Regions from separate parts of the Mus musculus genome. Here all the other regions are linked to region 1. Evidence: chromatin loops called from intact Hi-C (ENCODE). Cell type or tissue: left cerebral cortex. All regions are shown on one strand.

What was found. A loop is a pair of places that touch in the nucleus more often than their neighbours do. Peaks named below come from ENCODE experiments on the same cell type or tissue, not always from the same donor. Only the 100,000 strongest peaks of a DNase experiment are listed, where the experiment ranks them.
Region 2: it touches region 1 in a loop (5-fold over the local background); 3 of 42 quality-filtered maps call a loop at or near these places.
Region 3: it touches region 1 in a loop (5-fold over the local background); 5 of 42 quality-filtered maps call a loop at or near these places.

The regions. Positions count from the first base shown.
Region 1 is chr15:93,687,578-93,692,577 of GRCm38, forward strand. All of the region lies in intron 1 of Gm41387 (a long non-coding RNA gene), which reads left to right. Among named protein-coding and RNA genes, the nearest start is that of Gm30339, 16 kb to the right of the region's middle. In left cerebral cortex, no CTCF peak of the experiment used is centred here; DNase peaks (open chromatin) are centred at 1,999, 2,677, 3,282 and 3,758; H3K27ac peaks cover 1,407 bases.
Region 2 is chr15:93,844,141-93,849,140 of GRCm38, forward strand. No RefSeq gene overlaps it. Among named protein-coding and RNA genes, the nearest start is that of 9430014N10Rik, 80 kb to the right of the region's middle. In left cerebral cortex, no CTCF peak of the experiment used is centred here; DNase peaks (open chromatin) are centred at 1,909 and 2,853; H3K27ac peaks cover 2,311 bases.
Region 3 is chr15:93,822,667-93,827,666 of GRCm38, forward strand. No RefSeq gene overlaps it. Among named protein-coding and RNA genes, the nearest start is that of 9430014N10Rik, 100 kb to the right of the region's middle. In left cerebral cortex, no CTCF peak of the experiment used is centred here; DNase peaks (open chromatin) are centred at 2,406 and 2,693; H3K4me3 peaks cover 1,041 bases; H3K27ac peaks cover 2,277 bases.

The DNA of each region.
Region 1 (5,000 bases):
TCCACAGATAGGTTCCTTTGATGTTTCATAGGGAGCCAGTGCTATGGAATAGTTTCTTCAGGAGGTACAGATACCACTCTGCTATATCTTCTAGAACATCCCGAAGGTCCATGATACCACAAGCCCCTTTCTAATTATTACCTCCAGTCATTTTTTTTCTGGGAAATGTAGACCTCAGTTATTTAAGGAGAAGTGTTTGCTCCCTTGGGATTTTAACCCGTTCTGTTTGATTCATTCTATGATCTCCCAGTTGAAAATGATTTTCTTGGGTGGATAAATAAGAAGTCTCATATTAGTGATAAGAAAATGATCAAAAAATGTGCCGGTTGTGGTTGGGGTCAGACGTGTGCTAGTAGATCCTCCATTGGACAAGGTAGAGATTACCTCTATCCTTGAAGTAAGCTCTCTTGGGGGCCTATTAGTTTTATGTTAGATTTCAAAGGAGAGGGACCACCCTCCTCCACTGGCACGGAGAAGGCCTCCATCCATGGCCAAGAGAGTCAGGTAGAATTCCACAGGGTCCTATTAATGGCAGCCTGACCTTAATACTGGGGAGTTGTGTCTGCTGCCCTGGGTTCAGCAGGGCTACCTCCCTCACACCATTCACCAAATGAAGATCAGGATGAGGCCAACTTTATGGGCAGACTCTAATTCCCTGGTGCCTTCTTTCAAAGTATTTCCCTGGCCTTTTTGAATTTAAGGACAACTGGAACATTCTCTTCAGTCAATCTCCTCTTCCTTCCTTGACCTCAGGAAGACTTACTTCTTTCTGCCCACCCCCAGCCCTCTCAAAGGATCACTGGTTTTCCTCTATCCAGCTCAAACTAGAGGCGAGATTATGCCGGTCTCTCATAGTACCTGCTCTCTGCCAGCCTCCCCATGGTCTCTGTCCATTGTACCTCTCACTATCTCTCTCACTGTTAGAATCATCATTAAGTCTAGTCTGTGTATGTCTTCCCTTGCTCTTCTCTTCTCCCTGCCCATTGCTCTGCTGTTGACTGAGCATGCCTAAGGGTGGCCTCTGGACCACTCTTGTTCTCAGCTGGAATCCACAACCACTGATGCCCACTGGGTCCAGTTTTGTCTTTCCCCTCTCCTCCCCTCTTAACTGCGTGCGCCTTTTGATCTTCCTGGGGGACGATTGTCTCCTTTTTTCCTTCGCTAAATGCTTACCTTCACTCTCATAAGTAGTCTGGGCTGAACCTTTGCACTTCCTGGAGGAAATGACCATAATCTGAGAAGTGCGGTGCTGCCCATATGTGCCTGGTCCACGTGCTGGGCCTTTGGCGACTACAGTCATGACTCAGGCATGCCACTTCATGGACATTGTGGAGGCACGTCCCCTATCAGCCAACGATGCTAAACTACTGGATTATTCCTATTTGAACCTAGTTACCATTTTTTTCTTCTCAACACAGTCTCCAAAGACCCTTCTCCTTCTTCAGTTACTGCTTTTTTTGGCTTCCTTCCTCAGAATACCTCTTGAACATGCCATCTGTAGTCAAAGTCTTCGTTTTTAAGTCAGCTCCCACATCCCCACCCCACCAAGGCTCTAAGGTGGCTCACATCCAAAGTCCAGTGACTGAGTAATCAATTGTTTTTATTTCTGCCCCAGGTTACTCTCTGGCTTCCTCTTCTACTACCTTACCTCACGTTGGGCTGCCCCAGGACCATTGCACTTGCTGTTCCTAGGCTGCAAATGCTCACGCGGGTACTTCATTAAAGTCCGCATCCACACGTGTCCAGGAAGCCTTCCATAGCAGCCCATCTTGCTCTATACTTGTCTTCTCCGTCTCCTTTCTTTCCCCAGGATTACTTATCACCACATCTAACTCACAGGATTGTTTGTTTCTATCTCCTCATGCCAGGAGAGTTTAAGTTCTGTGAGAGCAGGGATGTTCACTTGTCTGCATCACTGATTTTCGCTCCCGCATGTCCCAAGTGCGGAGCTCCCAGGAAGTGGTTAGTGCTTCTTTGTGGAGTGAGGAGCAATTGGCCAGCACTACTATGTTTTCTAAAGTGTAGTAGCTCATTTTAGAAGAGCGCTGGCTCAAAGCTCTCTGCCTGTATCAAAAGACATGAGTTCCTACTGTGTAGGGTGGTGAGGATTAGGTGAGATAATGTGTTCTGTAGATAATGTATTGTACATCTGTACAATGTAGACTAGACATGTAGGAAAGAGATACAGAATTCAAATACACTATCTACTTTCATCCTTGTTGCTGTCTTCTGGGTGATATCATACCTCTGCTGATGTCATACCTCTGCTGACGTCATATCTCCGCTGATGTCATGCCTCCATTGATGTCATACTTCTGCTGATGTCATACTTCTGCTGATGTCATACTATATTCTTATTTTCCCATTATACCTCCATCCCGGATTGGCATCACAACTCGAACTCATTGGAGTCCATCCCAGCCCTGCCTGCCTGTTATTAGCTTCACGATTTATTTATTTAATCTTTCTGAGCCTCAGCTGCTAACACTAGACGAGGCAGCGACACTTTGTTGGCTGAGTCACGGTGAAGAGTAAAGGCTGTGTTGAAAGGATCTAGGATCCTGCCTTGACACAGAGTAAGAGCTCTGTAGGTCACAGCCCTTGGCCTTGCATAGGGTGCAGATGTGGGTGGCAGAGGCAAGCTCCCAGGCAAGGAGAGTCAGAGTCTGCGGCAGCGTTCACATTCGGATTCTAAAATTGGATCCCCATCAGCAAGCAGGCTGTGCAATCACAGCTCCTAACCCACGCCTTCCTTCTTCTTCTCACCCAGATCTCTCCGTAGTGTTTTTTTTTTTTTTTTTTAAGCAGAGACTGTAATTTTTAGCGATTCTTGAGATGGTTTCTTTTTATAGTTTCTGTCTTTCATGGGCTCTTTCCCTCTGATTTTGAAACATCCTGTCTGGAATCTAGAAGAGTCCATGGGTCCATTTTCATCCTGTTTTCCTTTACCTTGAAGCTCTCTGCCTGGGTTTCGGTCACCTTTGCGTCAGCAGCCAGGCTCGTCTTGTTGGTTAGGTCACACTCAGTTTATTTGCTTCTCCCATTGCTTTAGGGCATCCAAGGAGGACACACACACACACACACACACACACACACACACACACACACACACACTGGGGGGAGGGTGATAGAAAACTATATGAAGACGTCTAACTGATCTGTTTTGACCTATTGTTCCCTCAAGCCAGATGCAGCCAGCATCTACCTCACAGGGCCTGTTCAGTACCACCTACTTTCCCCTCATACATTCTTCAGTATTGCTGCCCATACTCATGGGCTGTCTCAGTTTTAGATCTAGCCCTGTGAATGGAAGAAGCCTTCCCGGGACAGAAGGGAGAGTTAAACCCCACCCCAAACACATGAGCTCATCGATTCAGCATCGTGCAGAACAGAGAGTGGAAGCTTGCCAGCGTCTCACATTGACCAGGAAAACTCTCAATATCAGCATCACTTACTTCCTTTAAAAAAAAATGTACTTAATGTCTTTTGAAGGCTGTCCTAGAAAACTGCCGAGCAAGGAAGATCTGACACCTCAGTGTTATGGAAATATATAAAATAAAATATAAATGACTGGAGGAAAAAAGTTCATATAATTTTAAAAATGATTTTTTTGGGTGGGGTAAGTAAAAGTGTTTCGGTAGGGTGACCACATAATTCTTGGAGCTGGCAAGGGGCTTTCCACCTGTGGAATATGACATTCTTTGTTGCACAGCTCACAACCCACTTTTGGAAGGAAGTGAATCGGAGGATGGCTAATTAGCTTGAATCTATTTCAATGGATGAGAGACAGAGCTCTTCTTCAGCATCTTGGATCCACTGAGCAGTGTTCCACCTCCCACAGAAACAGAGACCGGAAGAACCAACAGCTCCTCTTGCAAGGAAGTCAGAGCTCGCGAGACCCGGCCCTGAAATGTTTGTAATGACGTAATTCTGAAGTAGCCATCTCAAGTTTATGTTTTCAATACTCTTGAAAACAAGCCAAAAATGTGGACATGGGCTCTTTGAAGTTTATTTGTTCTATCGATTGATTATGACTCTTTTTTTTTTTCCATTTTTTATTAGGTATTTAACTCATTTACATTTCCAATGCTATACCAAAAGTCCCCCATATCCACCCACCCCCACTCCCCTGCCCACCCACTCCCCCTTTTTGGCCCTGGTATTCCCCTGTACTGGGGCATATAAAGTTTGCAAGTCCAATGGGCCTCTCTTTCCAGTGATGGCCGACTAGGCCATCTTTTGATATATATGCAGCTAGAGTCAAGAGCTCCGGGGTACTGGTTAGCTCATAATGTTGTTCCACCTATAGGGTTGCAGATCCCTTTAGCTCCTTGGCTATTTTCTCTAGCTCCTCCATTGGGAGCCCTATGATCCATCCATTAGCTGACTGTGAGCATCCACTTCTGTGTTTGCTGGGCCCCGGCATAGTCTCACAAGAGACAGCTACATCTGCGTCCTTTCAATAAAATCTTGCTAGTGTATGCAATGGTGTCAGCGTTTGGATGCTGATTATGGGGTGGATCCCTGGCTATGGCAGTCTCTACATGGTCCATCCTTTCATCTCAGCTCCAAACTCTGTCTCTGTAACTCCTTCCATGGGTGTTTTGTTCCCAAATCTAAGGAGGGGCATAGTGTCCACACTTCAGTCTTCATTCTCCTTGAGTTTCATGTGTTTAGCAAATTATATCTTATATCTTGGGTATCCTAGGTTTGGGGCTAATATCCACTTATCAGTGAATACATATTGTGTGAGTTTCTTTGTGAATGTGTTACCTCACTCAGGATGATGCCCTCCAGGTCCATCCATTTGGCTAGGAATTTCATAAATTCATTCTTTTTAATAGCTGAGTAGTACTCCATTGTGTAGATGTACCACATTTTCTGTATCCATTCCTCTGTTGAGGGGCATCTAGGTTCTTTCCAGCTTCTGGCTATTATAAATAAGGCTGCTATGAACATAGTGGAGCATGTGTCCTTCTTACCTGTTGGGGCATCTTCTG
Region 2 (5,000 bases), 160 kb after region 1:
GAGCGCCCTGCCTCCTGATTCCTTCTACCCTTTGCTATAGTCAGCTCTCTGTTTCTTAGGGACTCATCATAGACCAGGTGGATGGAAGAAAGGATAATCTGGCATAATAGACTTTCTTGCTAGCTTGCTCTTTCCTGTGAGCTCCACAGTGTAGGGCTAGCCTAGTCTAATTCAATCACAGACCCTGGTAAAGAAACTTCTTTTCTTTTCTTTTTTTATGTTTTACACTTCGACCCAAGCCATGCGCTCGTCATCAGCTTTCCACAACCAATTGTGCCTCGGTTCATTGTATTGGTCTTACTCCTTAACTCCACACATGTCTTATGCTTAACTGCAGGGCTTTTGACCCCATGCATTCTGCAGTGTCACTGTGCATTGTATGATTGTGGTTACTGACCAAAAGCCAGACAACCAGCCAGTCAGAATATATCAAGAAAGCTTGGGGGAATAAAAAAAAAAAACAGCTAAAGAGAAATTACTGTGTGGAAGATAAAAGTCAAATATGTTATGATTTGATTTGGCTAAGATAATGTGGTATTAAATTATCTGGTCATCCATATTTATAGCCATAAAATCATTTTTGTGGTGGTTAAATCTAGAAAGAAATCTGTAATAAATAGACATTTTAAACAAAATCAGCTGCCTTATAATTTTTATTGGCTTCAATGTGAGGATAACATAAGTACTATTTTGTTTCAATAATAACACAGTTATTAAAGCAAAAACAGGCAAACATTATTATAGTTTTCCTAATTGTATAATTGGCATTCTGCAAGCCAGTTTCCTCTCTGATGGTTAAAGAGGAACTGTCTATTTTTTAGCAGTTCAGTGTTGTCGCTTGGATGTTAATAAAGCCATATTTTTATCATTAAAGTTTCATTATCCTTCAATTTTAACACATTTTAATCTGCATTGTTATTACCTATTTATGGAAGGCATGGATTTGACCCTAGAAGGAAAACACACAAAATTTCTTATTCTTAGAGTGAATTTTCAGTAAGCATTTACTTTCATGTACAAAACAGTTGGTCAACATTCCTTGTAGGTCAGAAAGACCCTGGAAAACACAACATGTTCCTCGTCTAATGATTGGGCACTTCTCCCTCTTTTCCTTGACTTGATTTAAAATCCCCACTTGGAGGTCCCTTGTTTTGAATTTGGAGAAATCTGTGATATTCTCAGGCCATTTGTAGTCAAGGAGGTGGGATGAGTCCTTTATTTAAAGTAGCATTCCTGTGATTTATTTTTTCATTTTGTTAAGAGGGCAGGGGCGAGAGGGATGCACAGTTCCGCTATGAAGAGTACAAGCTGTTCTTGTAGAGGCCCCAAGTGAGGCTGCCAATACCCATGCTGGGTGGTTCAAAACCATCCAGCTCCCAGGGATCTAATGAGCTCTTCTGGCCTCTGGGACACCCACACTCATGTGCACATACCTACATGTAGACATACACATACACGCACGATTAAAAATTGAAAAATAAGTCTTTAGAAAGAAAAAGGACTGTAGCCTTCTTTCTCTTTGGAACTTGTCACGTTGGCATCAGGAGCTCTGGCTCTGTGACCTGGGAGAGAGACATTTTTAAATGTTTGGGTCTCAGTTCTCGCTCTCCGGAGTCCCACATTTATGGGGCTGTTCTTCGGGCCGTTCCCTCTGTGTGAGCTAGCAATTCTGATTGAGCTTACTTTGGTGTTATTTATGAGGGTGCTGAGGAGCAGATGACAGATGAATCGGCAGCAAAATAGTGAAGTCAGAGAGAGTGTGTGGGACGAGGTGAGGGCGGCTCAGCGGGGCTGGCAGCCTGGCTCTTGTCCCTCCCTCTGCTTCTGATAACTTTCTCCATGATACACTCTGGATGATCTCACACTAAGGAAAACCTGAGGGTGGGTTGAGCAGGAAAGGGGTGCGTTTTACTGGCAGAGAGTGCCAAGCAGAGTCCAAGTCTCATTAGCTATGATGGTTAAAATGATGGAACATTGGGTAGGAGGAGTTAAGACAGGCAACAGTGGTCGCTGATTCAGTTCTGCTGCAAGATCAGTTAAGGCAAGCAGGAAAGAAAGGAAACACTTAGATTTAGATTTAGTTGTCTCATTTATATGGTCAACATATGTCACGCCCCTAGAACATATGCCTGTCTTTAAAAAGTTGCTTAAAGAATATTTTTCTCTTCTAAATTTGTATCCTAACTACTCTCTCTCTCTCTCTCTCTGTGTGTGTGTGTGTGTGTGTGTTTGCATAGCCTTCATGAGATCACCCAGGATCATGTGATCGCCTAAAAGCCAACTGATATCTTAGGCTCATCTCCTGGACCACTGTAGTCTTTGCTGCTTGTACATTGTGGTGTTTGCCTTTATTTTATGACGCTTCAACATGAGAAGTCCTTTGAGGATATAACTTATACATAGAAGTTGTCACACTTTGCAATAACAAAAACTATTGGTGCAGAGCGGGAAGGGCGTGTGCTGGCAGCGGGGTGTAGGAAGACGCCTGCTTAACCTTAGCTGCTCGAAGTTTGATGGGAACTCAGGTGAGAAAATGTATGCAGTGTCAACAGTAAACAATACCAACAGTGAACAAACACCCTCACCAGTATGGCGGAGGGGACTATAAAGAACCTACAGAGGATGTCTGTAAACACAGAAGAATGAGAAAGAATGGTCACAAAGCACTCTCCCTTTCGACTACTGACCACAAGACTTCCTCATCCCTACCTAGATAAAGCATCTCCAGGCTGAGAAGTGTTAAATTAGAGTCCCAGTTTCCTTTTCTGTAAGGAAATGATGTCTCTCTGGTCTACACAAATGACTTTGCATTTTCAGCAAAGGAAGGAAGTAGTTCCAGCCCTCCCTCCTCCTGCCTACGAGCCTTACACTCTAAGCTGGGAGAAAGAAAGTCTGAGTGCATCTCCAGGAGCCATCTCCACAGTCTGTGTTCTAGGACTGTCTTTCTACATCTCTGCTGGTGATGCCCCACACATCTGTGAGATACGAAAGGTGTCTTTGCTTTGCTTCTTTATTGAGAGATGGGGTTTGCATCTGTACCTGCTTCCTTTTCGTCAGGCAAGGCCCTGGGACTATTCTATCAATAGAATATGACCAACTCAAGTCTCAGAGACTTCCACTTCCTGTCTTTGGGAATGCTAGCTTTGGAGGAAACTGGCTGCCATGGAATAGGTCAGGCTATCCCAAGGCTGCCATGACTGGAAGAAACCCAAGACACCCAGAGAAACCTTGGACAAAACTGTATCCTCCTTCCTCAGTGAATTGTTTGCCAAGTGTTCTGTCACAGTGACTAGGAACTAATGTCATCAATACCCTTACTTTATCTCTTTGGTCCTTGCTTTTCTCTGTTCTATTCTCCCCATGTATCATCTTCTCTCCCAAGGTTTTAGAGTTTATCAATCATCCGATGAGAGAAGGTATGGTAGAGCCCATCACATCAGAGGCCAGGGAGCAGAAAAGATGAAGACACCTGCTTCTTCTTTTTGCCCTTCATTTTTTCGGGTTCATAGCCTGAGGGATGACGTTTCCCACATTCAGTGTGGGTCTCCTCCTTTCAGCTAATCCACTTCGGTGACTTTTTTTGTTTGTTTGGTTTGGTTTTTTGAGACAGGGTTTCTCTGTGTAGCCCTGGCTGTCCTGGAACTCACTCTGTAGACCAGGCTGGCCTCAAACTCAGAAATCCACCTGCCTCTGCCTCCTGAGTGCTGGGATTAAAGACGTGTACCACCATGCCTGGCTGACATTTTTCACAGAAATACCTTGTAGTGGTTTGAATATTTATGGCCTAGGGAGTGACACTATTAGGAGGTGTGGTCTTGTTGGAGTAGGTGTGGCCTTGTTGGAGGAAGTGTGTCACTGTGGGGTTGGGCTTTGAGACCCTCCTCCTAATCACATGGGAGACAGTTTTCTTCTAGTGGCCTTCAGATGAAGATGTAGAACTCTCAGCTCCTCCTGCACTATGCTTGCCTGAATGCTGCCATGTTCTTGCCATGATGATAATGGACTGAACCTCTGAACCTGTAAGCCAGCTCCAATTAAATGTTTTCCTTATAAGACTTGGCTTGGTCATAATGTCTATTCACAGCAGTAAAACCCTGACTAAGACATACCTATGGAGATATGTTTCACTAAACTCCAGGTGAAGCTAAATCCTTGGCAGAGAAGTTTAACTATCATAGAAACAGATCTTTTCGCCTCAGCTGTTTCAACCAACACCATGTGGACCAGGGATGAGCCACCTACTTGAACCCACCCTGAGCACATGCCCAACATGATCAAGAATGAAATCAAACAAGCATTATTAGGCAATATGAGAATCAGTTCAGGATGGCACAGAAATGAATACCTGAGATCAGGTCTTTTGAGACACAGGTCACATAATTTCCCTTACAGTGGAACCTGTCCTGTTCGGAGGGGAGGCAGTGTTCATCTTTCCCTAACTTTTAACGGAGCATTTCTCAACCTATGGTTTGCAACCCCCTTGGGGGTAGCTTATCAGATATCCTGCGTATCAAATATTTATATTACACTAAATAACAGTAGTAAAATTACAGTTATGAAGTAGCAATGAAAATAGTTTTATGGCTGGGGGTCACCACAACATGACGAGCTCAGTTAAAGGGTTGCAACATAAGGGAGACCGAGAGCCATGCTCTAAAGCCTCATGCTTAAAGCAAGCAAAATTGTTTTTATTGCATATCTCCTATGGTGGGTGATTTAGATACATTTTCTCCCCCCCTCCCTTTTTTTTTTCAAAATGAATTTATAAAGAAGCCCGTCTTGTTATTTTCTTAAGAACGATGAGATTTAGAATTGCCTCTGATGAAGAGAGGTGGTGATCTGGGGACTGGGTGGAGCCCAGGCTAATTGGGCTGTTGACACAGCAGTGCCTGGTGAACATTCTAGACTTGGTCTTCCAAGACTGTGACTGACTTGCCTATGAATCTAGTTCCCGGGGTCCACTGTCAAAGCATGGTTTCTGTTCACTGTGGTGTTCCCCA
Region 3 (5,000 bases), 140 kb after region 1:
GGAAGGGGAGGAGAGGGGAGGAGAGGGGAGGAGAGGGGAGGAGAGGGGAGGAGAGGGGATGAAGGAGAAGAGAAACACCAGTAGAACCTTGACTCCGAAGGAATTCTTAAAGTCGGCTAGAAAGAAGTCATTTAAACAGCTAGAGAGGTACCTTAGCGACTTAAGAATTCTTGCTGAAGACCCAGGTTCAGTTCCTAGCACCCACATAATGGCTCATACCTATCTGATTCCAAAAGATCTGGTGGCCCTTCTGGGATCTGTGGGCACAGCAAACACACAGTGCACATAGATACGTATGAGCAAACATTCATACACAGTTTTTTTTTTTAAAGCAACTTAAGTTGCCCTATGAAGGTGGGTTTATGAGGAGTTCCGTGAGAACATTAGCCCCCAAGGCTAGAAACTCCATACAGTCCCGTTTGTTGAGCTACACAACACGGGCTACAAGCTACAGTGATGGTCAGTCTATGCTTTTGATAAAGCGCATCATTTAAAAGTCATGTTTGCTTGCCTTCTATTGCCATGACTGATAACATAGGATCGGTAGGCAGTCACTTAAGATGCAAACAAGCCTCTACAGCTTCCTGGATGTAGAATACTGGGTTTCATAAGCAGCGATCTGCTTGATTACAGCGTGAAAAGGTAACTCCAAAAACTGTATTCCGACTTTGGACATCAAGGATTCAAACTCGTCTTCACTCTGAACAGATTTTCTCTCAGTTGCATCTGCCCATCGTAGCTGAGTTCTTTATAGAATGACACAAAAGAGGCCTTATCCATCTGGGCCACTTGGAGGTTGCCATGTAATCCCGCATCTCATTTTGGTCTTCGTAAGAAGACATAGTTCTCTCCTGTCTAGGTTCAGATTGTCTCTCTAGACGAGAACCAAATTGCCAAGGTCTATCCTGAGAATAGAGATTCCAAAAAGTTAAAAACGTGCTTTTGACTATTGAAGCACTTATGAAATACTGATTTTTTTGCAGTGTGTATTATGTGTTTCTATTGCTAACAAATATGGCAGGCTAATAGCCTCAAAGAGAACAGGTAGCAATCCAACGAAGTGGCCCATTGAGTTCCAAGGACTAGGAAGAAAATTTGGTGTTAAGCTCCATTGTCCAGGAATATCAAAGCAATTATATTTTCATTTAAAACACCATTCTAGTTATATATCCAATCCTGAAACATCTGTTAAAATGTGTTCTGGGAATGACCCTACTGAAAGTCGTTTTCTGTGGCTGAGTGAGTTCTGTATGCTTCATCATCCCTTTTGAAGATACAATCATTTCATGTAAAAATTTCAGGTCAGCCTTCTAATAAAACTCCCTTACCACTGCCTCAGCTAAACAAACTACCTTTCCATATGGCAAATTTTGTGTATAGCAACCTTTTGTGTAATCGTGAATTCATTAACTCCATAGGGAACTATTTTTTGAAAAACCCTGTCTAACATGTCGAACCTTGGAGCTCTCTGGATTTTTAGTTCTACACGTCTGTGCATGGTGTAGCCATTTTTATGGGTGAAAAAAAAAAGGTTCTTGTGGGAAGTACGTATGATGTCTAGTTTTGACTCTCTGTCCACTGAGGATTTATAATGAGCTGAGCAGAGCAAGACCCACAGAGCTGAGAAGCTTAGCAGGTACGTTGGGAGGTCCTGATGAGAAGTCAGGAAGGAGCAGGATGCTAGACCTAGGAGACAGAGAATGTTGTCCTCAGTCAAGCTTGTCCTGAGCCTTTGGAATCTCTACACTAAGACCTTGGCAACTGGTTCCCTATCTAGAGAGACAATCTGGATTTGGAGTAGAATGGACTATATCTTATTATGAAGGTTTAAACGAGATTCAGGATTGCATGGCAATCTTCAAGTGCCCCGGATGGATAAGGCTATCCATCATGACATGTATTCAGATTACAGTAGAGTCTTAAGAGATCACTCACTGGAAGGTAACACCCACAAGGCAGAACTGTTTTGTCAGAACGAAGAATTTAACCACAGAGACAACCTATGCACCACAAAAATAATCAGATAATAATTGCAGACAGGATGTAATTAGCCTCCCGAGAGGCTCGGGCTATAAATACTCTGGGACGGAGAGAAAGAAACCAGCCTGAATGGAGCTGGGAGAAAGCTTGCTATTCTGAGCATTCCTCACAAAGGGCAGCTTTAACTCGTCTCCATTACCACGTGGCAAGACAACAGCAGTCTCAAAGGGCCTTATGCTTAACAGACTTATTTATTGCTGTGTTTCAGACCCGTGTTCCTGGCTAGTCTGGAAGGAGAAGAGACTATTTCCTGACATCTGCAGAACAGTGCTGCTAGCCGAGTATCTTTACAGTGGAGCCGCTACAGTTCTCTGTTTCCAGAGGGCTTTATGTAACGTGTAGGCACATGACATAATGGGTCCGCGGCTCAGGAGCGCATCTGAAACGCCTTTGGGATGCAGTTGGAGAAACTGGCAGAGTTATGGCAAGAGATCAGTGAGGTAGGGTGGACTCTAAGTAAGCCGATTCCTTGCAAGCATCAGAGAGAAGAGAGTTAACAGGGACCGCGGCTTTAACTAGGAGAGGAAAGTGGGATACAATCTGGAAGCAGGTCTGCAGGACAACTGAAGTGGCAGAGATTAACATATGGAAACCAGACAGCAAGCTAGGATCAGAAGAGGGAAAGAGCCTCGTGGGGGGTAAATATAGCTGCAGATAAGGAGGGTGGGAATATTGGATGGGGATTTACTTCCGGCTTTGGAAAAATCCAGGGGGAAGCTGGTAGAAGTATGTAGTCCTCTCATCTTCAGGAGGGTTATGTAATATGGAAGTGCTAAACTTGGCCCGTGTAAAATACTGGCATCCCTTTCCGTGTTATTTTTAAACTCGCTGTTTTTCATTCATTAAGCACAATTGAGCTATCAAGTCCTGCGTAACCCAGGCGGAGCGTAACCCCTACCACCGGAAGGGCAGTGTATCAGCCACGTTGTCATGACAGATCTGCTCTCGGAGATGCTGTCTCGCAAAGTGCGATGTGTCTCCCACACTTTCCAGAGAGAAGCAATACTCCTTAGGAGCCACACAATAACGCATATGGAAATGCATGTGTTTTCTGGAGGCTGAGAGGAGGGGGTGGGGGAGGGGGTGGGAGTGGGGGATGGGTGAGCTGAGCTACTTGCCTGACAGATCTGTGAGTTCTGAAAGTTGACAAGTTTGGGGGAAAACTATTCCAGGTAGGTGAGGGGAGAAGGAACATGCATTCAATTAGCAGTCGTATTGGGTATATACCCCGTTCTTTTAACTCGGCACTTTTAATATCGGATAGAGAGCTGGAGGCACGAGGAGCAGAAGAATATCCTTAGCAGACAAGCATTGCTGTCACCGATCTTGCTTACCCCCTGTGCATCTTTGCCTATGTCAATATTTTATATTATTAGCGGTATTTCCACTAATTGATGCCATTCTCAGTCCTTACTCTTGCTAACCCTCCAAATGAAGGCGCTCTTAAAATGTTGTCAAGTTCAATCAGCGTCCTTCCTTAAGTGGTCTCAGGGTAAATGGATAAAGATCTGTTGGTGATTGACATGCTGTGGTATTAAAACTTACAGAGGCTGCCCCAAGATGTTATGCTAGAGAATGCCTCTGAAGTGAGGGGGGATTGTCCGGTGGTCTTGGTGCTGCTGTGGGTATGAGATGCAGGAGGAACACGTTCTAACTCCTGCTGCTAAAGCCCAGCGAGCTCTGCTGACCACGGCAGCGACGGATACAAAGGACATTTGTATTAACTGCAGGGTGACCCCCTGAAGTCGTAAGTCCAAACATACAGACATAGCATTTCATCAGTACAATCTAGTTCCACTTCAAGTGGAGGAAGAACGTCCTTTGTAAAGTTGGAGGCTGACCTGTTCCCCAATGCTTTCAAGCTGAAGGCTTGGCCCTCATTTTAGTTATTTCGAGGTAGTAGACATGTCAAGAAATGGGGCCTATGGGCAGATTTTTTTTCAGTACAGTGGATGTGACCTTGAAGAATTCTGTGGACCCTTTTCTTTTTCTTTGTCTTTTTCACACATGTGAGTTAATGGTTGCTCAACCATGGACTGCCCCTCCATGATGTGTGAACAGCTACAGGCGTCAGAGGAATCGGCCAACAAACCATGTCCAGGAAGCCTCTGGAAGCCTGTACCAAAGCCAACTCCCTTTCTTCTAAAGGAGTTATCTTAGATGTGAAAATGTGACTACATTCACCATCTTTTATTGAATAGGTATTATACAGGATATGCAATATGCCTTCTCTATGTACAGCTGCAGACCAACCATAGAAACAAATTAAGGAGTCACTCCTAAGAAAGAGACAAACAGTGGGGGCGGGGGGGGGGCGGTGCATGAATAGAAATAAGAACTATTGGAGCCATGCACTTTTAAAAAAATTATTTTATTTTTAATTTATTTTTTACACTCCATATTCCATTCCATTCCATTCCATTCCATTCCATTCCATTCCATTCCATTCCCCGCCCACTCATCCATCCCCTGACTGCTCCACATCCCACACCTTCTCCACACCCCACCCCTTCTCCACGTGGATGCTCCCCACCCCACCTGACCTCTAAACTCCCTGGGGCCTCCAGTCTCTTGAGGGTTAGGTGCATCATCTCTGAATGAACACAGACCTGGAAGTCCTCTGCTGTATGTGTGTTCGGGGCCTCATATCAGCTGGTGTGTGCTGTCTGCTTGGTGGTCCAGTGTTTGAGAGATCTCAGGGGTCCAGATTAATTGAGACTGCTGGTCCTCCTACAGGATCACCCTTCTCCTCAGCTTCTTTCAGCCTTCCCTAATTCAACAACAGGGGTCAGCTGCTTCTGTCCATTGGTTGTGTGCAAATATCTGCATCTGACTCTTTCAGCTGCTTGTTCGGTCTTTCAGAGGGCGTCATGATAGATCCCTTTTTGTGAGTGCTCCATAGCCTCAGTAATAGTGTTGGGCCCTGGGACCTCCCTTGAGCTGGATCCCACTTTGGGCCT